Linked DNA regions of Homo sapiens: region 2 is linked to region 1. Evidence: read pairs that join two places in POLR2A ChIA-PET (ENCODE). Cell type or tissue: K562. All regions are shown on one strand. Links, peaks and the distances in the headings refer to the core of each region. The heading gives the core; the rest is flanking DNA.

What was found. Peaks named below come from ENCODE experiments on the same cell type or tissue, not always from the same donor. Only the 100,000 strongest peaks of a DNase experiment are listed, where the experiment ranks them.
Region 2: POLR2A ChIA-PET joins it to region 1 with 5 read pairs; 5 of 35 experiments call an interaction of 5 or more read pairs at or near these places.

The regions. Positions count from the first base shown.
Region 1 is chr2:65,277,411-65,280,326 of GRCh38, reverse strand. No RefSeq gene overlaps it. Among named protein-coding and RNA genes, the nearest start is that of ACTR2, 51 kb to the right of the region's middle. In K562, for the core only: no CTCF peak of the experiment used is centred there; a DNase peak (open chromatin) is centred at 1,526.
Region 2 is chr2:65,327,839-65,330,754 of GRCh38, reverse strand. All of the region lies in intron 4 of SPRED2 (sprouty related EVH1 domain containing 2), which reads left to right. Among named protein-coding and RNA genes, the nearest start is that of ACTR2, 100 kb to the right of the region's middle. In K562, for the core only: no CTCF peak of the experiment used is centred there; no DNase peak of the experiment used is centred there.

The DNA of each region.
Region 1 (2,916 bases), core at 180-2,679:
GGGTTCACGCCATTCTCCTGCCTCAGCCTCCCGAGTAGCTAGGACTACAGGCGCCCGCCACTATGCCCGGCTATTTTTGTGTATCTTTTAGTAGAGACGGGGTTTCACTGTGTTAGCCAGGATGGTCTCGATCTCCTGACCTCGTGATCAGCCCGCCTCGGCCTCCCAAAGTGCTGGGATTACAGGTGTGAGACACCGCGCCCGGCCATGAACTGATTTTTTAAAAAATCATCACCAAGTTAAACCTGACAGATCTTCTCCAAACTAATTTAACACATATACATGACAAAACCTGCAAAAAAAAATCCTTGGCTCCCACAGGAGCTGGCCCCCAAGCCCTTCACAAGAACAGCTGCACAAGGCTAACACTTCCAACTACGGCATACAATTTGGCTTAGTAATCCTTGGTGCATTTGATATTGAGATATTTAGCAGCCTACTAAAATGCCCGCCACTCCTACTTTTTAAAGGTATTTGTTTGGTTCCGTCTAAATGACCATTAAGATACTGAGAAAACCCATCTTTGAGGTTTGGGAAGCCCTGACAAATCTTTTTTATTTTAAAAACATTGAATTGTGCCAGGCGCGGTGGCTTACGCCTGTAATCCTAGCACTTTGGGAGGCTGAGGCAGGCAGATTACTGAGGTCAGGAGTTCAACACGAGCCTGGCCAACATGGTGAAACCCCGTCTCTACTAAAAATACAAAAAAAAAGTTAGCAAAAATACAAAAAAAAGGCGCAGTGGTGCGTGCCTGTAATCCCAGCTACTCGGGAGGCTGAGGCAGGAGAATCGCTTGAACCCAGGAGGCGGAGGTTGCAGTGAGCTGAGATCACATCACTGCACTCCAGCCTGGGCTACAGACCGAGACTTTGTCTCAAAATACAAACAAACGAACGAACAAAAAACTCGTTGAATTGTGAAGGTTGCCATGCAGCAACCAGTCCAGTTACTCTAAAATACTGCCTTACTCAAGAGAGGCTTTCATAGTTATCAGTATATTCACTTCTTTTAAACCACATTTTCTTAAAAAGTGAATTATTTTCCACGAGATTATCAAACTGTTGAATCTTGTCATGGGAAACTAAAGGCAAATTAGCAATGATCTTATGGTAAAACTTGCTAGATATATTTTTCCTTTTTTTTTTTTTTTGCATGTGAGACTGAGAACAGATACTATTTTAAAACAATTTATATGTCGGCCTTGATGTGTCTAAACATCCAGAAACAATAAGAGGACTCTGTTTCCAGGACTCTTTAAAACCAAGCCAGTCGCCCCACTCTTCAGTTGCTTTGTTCTTGGTATTCCCATTCCATGTGAAAACATTTAATCCAGGTCCTAACCCTCAACTATCCCATGAGTATGTGAATTACAGATTCTTGCACATCTGAAGTACTTTCTTGTGGCTTTTTGGGGTTTTGCTTTGTTTTGTTTATCCTACACAACTTCCTTCCTTCCTTCCTACACTCAGCTCCCCAGGGCTTTTAGAGATAGGCTAACCACTAATCATGTCCTCTTGCTGCAGTGGGACAGGAGACCCAGATCCAGGCTCCTCCCTCTGCTCCTGGCTCGAGGAGGATGTAAGCAATAATGGCCATCTCAAACAACACTGCTATTCACAGCATGGAGATCTGGGAAACATCCTTGAATTCAGATAGTGAAATTAGCTGCTTTTAAAGTAACACACAGCTGTTCTGCATGGAAGCGTTGTTACCGTCTCCCAGGCGGTAACTTGCATGTTTTAGCCTCTACGGTCGGCCTCCCATTAGGTGGTCCCCTCTGAAGACAGCTGGTCTGAGAGCTAGCTCATGTAGTCGCCATTCTCAGAACGTTCCCAAAACACAGGACAAGTTCTTAGCAGATGTAGGTGATTCAAATGCTTCCCCTCCCCAAGTGTTCTTCTCAAGGGCCACTTGGATTCCAGGGGCCACTGCTAACCTTAGTAACTGTCATTCTTTCCATTTCTTGCCTTCCTCTTGCAAGTGGAGAGTTTATAAACTCCACTGACTCATTTATGAAGCTCTGAGCCAAATCCGGGGCCTTGGACCACAGTGTACACCTGCTGGTCAAAAATTAAACCTACCAAGGGGAAAAAAGCCTCAACTGATCACTCCTAAAAGTGGGACAAGCTCCTCTGGATCCAAATGCCTGTAGCCAACACTCCTTTCACTCGTTCACTCCCAGAGCTTCCACTTAAGTTTCTTCATGGAAATGGTTTGCTATCAACAGAAGAGCAAGCCCTTGTGGGCACTTCATATCAAAGCACTTTTCAAATGGCACTTGGGACGCCAACCACTCCAGGCTTGGGGCACTTGACTCACTGAGTTAAATTAAGGCACACAAAGGACAAGTGCTTTTCCCAAGGCCTGTGATGAGGCGCAGGGTCAAGACAGCCTCCTAAACTGATCAAGGCTTTGAAATAGGACAGGGCTCAATGACCACCACACAGAGCCATCAATGGGTGTTGGAAAAGCAACGGTTGTATAGTCAGGAAGATGCTTGAGCCCCACTCTGGCTCTACAGCTTCTTAGCTCTGAGTCTTTGTTCTTGTTACTTTACCTCTTAAGTCTCAGTCTCCTCATCTACAAAGTGGTGATAATTCCTACTTGCATTAAGTGAGAATGCTGGCAAATGCTTAAGGTACAGTGCCTGGCACTTCACAGACACTCATAAATGGTGACCTTACAGCTTTGTCGTGTCCTCGCTGTTGTTCTCATTGCTTCCTTTTTAGCTCTCTTAATTAACGTAGGGTCTGAAGACCATGGTTGGCTCTGCCCGCAGAAAGTCAAGGAACTTTAAAAGTTCAATAAACACGTTTGAGATGCATTCTTGTTCTCCAAAAGGCAGTAAACCAAGGCAGAAAAATGCACCCCTTTTCCAAAAGGGATTTGAAACAAAGCCCTTTGGAAGCAGATGAG
Region 2 (2,916 bases), core at 288-2,787, 50 kb before region 1:
GAATTTAAGGGCAGTGACACTACTCTGTATGTCACCGTAATGGCAGATGCATGTCATTATGCATTTGTCCAAACCTGTAGCATGTATAACACCTGAATCCTAATGTAAACCGTAGCCTTTGGGTGATAGTGATGTGTCAGTGTACTTCATCGATTGTCACAAATGTACCACCGTGGTGGGGATGTTGATAATGGGGGACTTTGCATGTGTGGGGACAGGGGAAATCTCTACTTTCCACTCGGTTTTGCTGTGAAACTAAAACTGCTCCAAAAAAAAAGTCTAATAAAAATAATTTTTAAAAGAAATAAGGCATTTTCCTGTGTAAACACACCACCATTACGATCCCTTAGAAAATTAATAAGAATTTCATAATGTCATCTAATATCCACTTCATAGTTCCCCAGTTGTCCCAGGAGTGTCTTTTGTAAGCTGGTTTTTATTTTATATTTTAATATATTGGGTGCAACCCATTAAACTTGTCTCCCATTGTACTCATGGTTTGCAACTGGTGATTTGAAAAACCATTACCTTGGGAATACAAAGGTATGTGAGCCATGGCTCCAACCCTCAAAGAGATCACAAGATGGTTTGCAGAAATGAGACTGACCCATGAGAGGCTTACAGACTGTGAAAAGTAGTCTGGTTGAGAGATGAGGGAGGGGCATGGGATCAAAAAAGTCCTCGCTGGGGGTGAGGCTGGACTGAACCTCTCAGTTGCATTTGAACGGGGTTCAAGAAGGGGCTTTGAGAACTGGGAGCCACAGGGGCAAAGGTGGAAGCAGGGGTTTGCGTGGTGCATAGCCTGATCATTGCCGACCCAACCTGACTTGAACTGAGTGTGCAGAGGGGGTTTCAGGAAATGAACTCAGTTGTCCTTCCTTGGATTGGCTGGTGTGATATAGCTCCCAACAGACTTCCTATAGTGCTCCGAGCAGATCCTCTCAACAGTTGGCATGTTGCTTACATCTGTTCCTTTGTCACGTTTTGAGAGACAAACAACAGCAGGCGGGTTAAAAGGTGGCTTCCTGTGCTCCAGAGCAAACCTGTCATTCGCAGCTGCTTCCCAGCTACCTGCCAGAAGTGATTTATAGAATCAGAAGAGGGTGAGAGGGAAAGGGATGATGGAAGCCAGAATCCCTCCTGGTTTTGTCCTTTAATCCACGGGGGATCCATGTGCTACTCTAGGCTAACACCAAATGCCTGGAAGAAAGTTTAGGAGCAGCCCTGCTGCTTCCGGGCACTTGCAGACTCACTGCAGAAAGAGCACCACTTAATTTCTTGTATTCTGTATAGACCCTGGTGTCTGCGATCAATTGCCTTCATTCCATTTGTTTACAAACAAGGACCTATTAACAATAGTACCTCCTTTCCCTAGAAAAGCCCAGTAATTAGGCCATTGACTCTTAGGAACACACTCCATCAGGGCTTACAAACCAGGTCCCCCTTCATTTATGAGCTCCCTGTCATTAGATTTTCTGTCCTGAGATAATGAAATGTCTGGAACCTAGAGCCAGGGACATGAGCACTGCTTTAGCTCACATGTGGTCCACAGCTTCCCAGAGTGGGGTTGTGTTCTAAAACTTACTGGTAAGACAGATATTTAGAACTTGGAACTCAGCGCAGTTGTGTCTAATGACATCCCAGCCCCCTCCCATCCACCTCAGGTGTTGTCTAAGGCATGGATAGAGCACATAGTTAAAACCAAAGCACCAAGACAATGTTGGTTTTGTCCTAGATGGGCTTTTGGGTATTTGCAAGTTGAGTTTCTTTTCATTCTTAAGTGGAAAAATGAATTTGTTGAATTTTGTACTTATCAAGGTTTCATTTGCAGAAGTAAAAGGGCACAGAATACAACATCTTCCTTTTCTTGAAGAGTTTTTTTCTACCTACTCTATCCCCAGCAAACATTAAAGCTGAGGGCAGATCTACCAGTGTTGTAATGAATGGAGTTCATTGACTGGCTTTCTAAGTGTTTTCTTAAAGGTGAGGTGGCATGTGATCCCTGTGTTTGGAGTCTGAAGAGAGGCCTCCATTCTAAACTGGATTCTCCTTTTAGTTAGCTGTGCTTTGGACTCAAAACCTTCTTGGGATGAACATATTTCTTTTGAGTCTCCATTCACTGGCCCAAGGGGAGGGGAAGGAAAGGGACAGTGATGTGGAACCATTACTGTCCCTGGCATTTTGCACTGGACTCCTGGATACGTGACTGCATTTGGTCCTCACAGCTACCCTGTGAGTACAGATCGACACTTCCATTTTTGCACATAAAGCCACCACAGCTCAGCGAGATGAAGTGACTTGTCCTCAGTTCCACACTCTGCTGTCCCAGAATGCAAGCCCGTAAACTGCTTGCTGCCTTTCAGAGAAGCTTAAGAAAAGGAAATCGTTATCCAACTAAGTTTCAGTACATTTTACATGGTCAGTATACCAGATTCCTTTTATTGCAGAAAAGCTGCCTAAACGATGTGCATTTAAACTGGTACATTGGCTTAAGACCTCAGCCATCTCTTTGCTGGAGGTCTGAGGTTCCCCTGTCCCTACTTGAAAGCCCCAGTCTCATTTTAGAAGATCAGTTGATCAAAAATATTTTCTGGTGTCATTATCTTTAGCATTAAGGGATTGGGGCAGAGGAGGGAAGGGGTGACAAGTAAAAGAGAAAATAGTTTGAAAATATAAATTACTTCTACAAAGTTTAGTGAAACTGATTTATGGTGGGTAAGAAAAGCAAAAATGGGCCGGGCACAGCGGTTCATGCCTGTAATCCCAGCACTTTGGGAGGCCAAGGTGGGCGGATCACGAGGTCAGCAATTCAAGACCAGCCTGGCCAACATGGTGAAACCCCATCTCTACTAAAAATACAAAAATTAGCCAGGCATGATGGCGGGCCCCTGTAATCCCAGCTACTCCGGAGGCTGA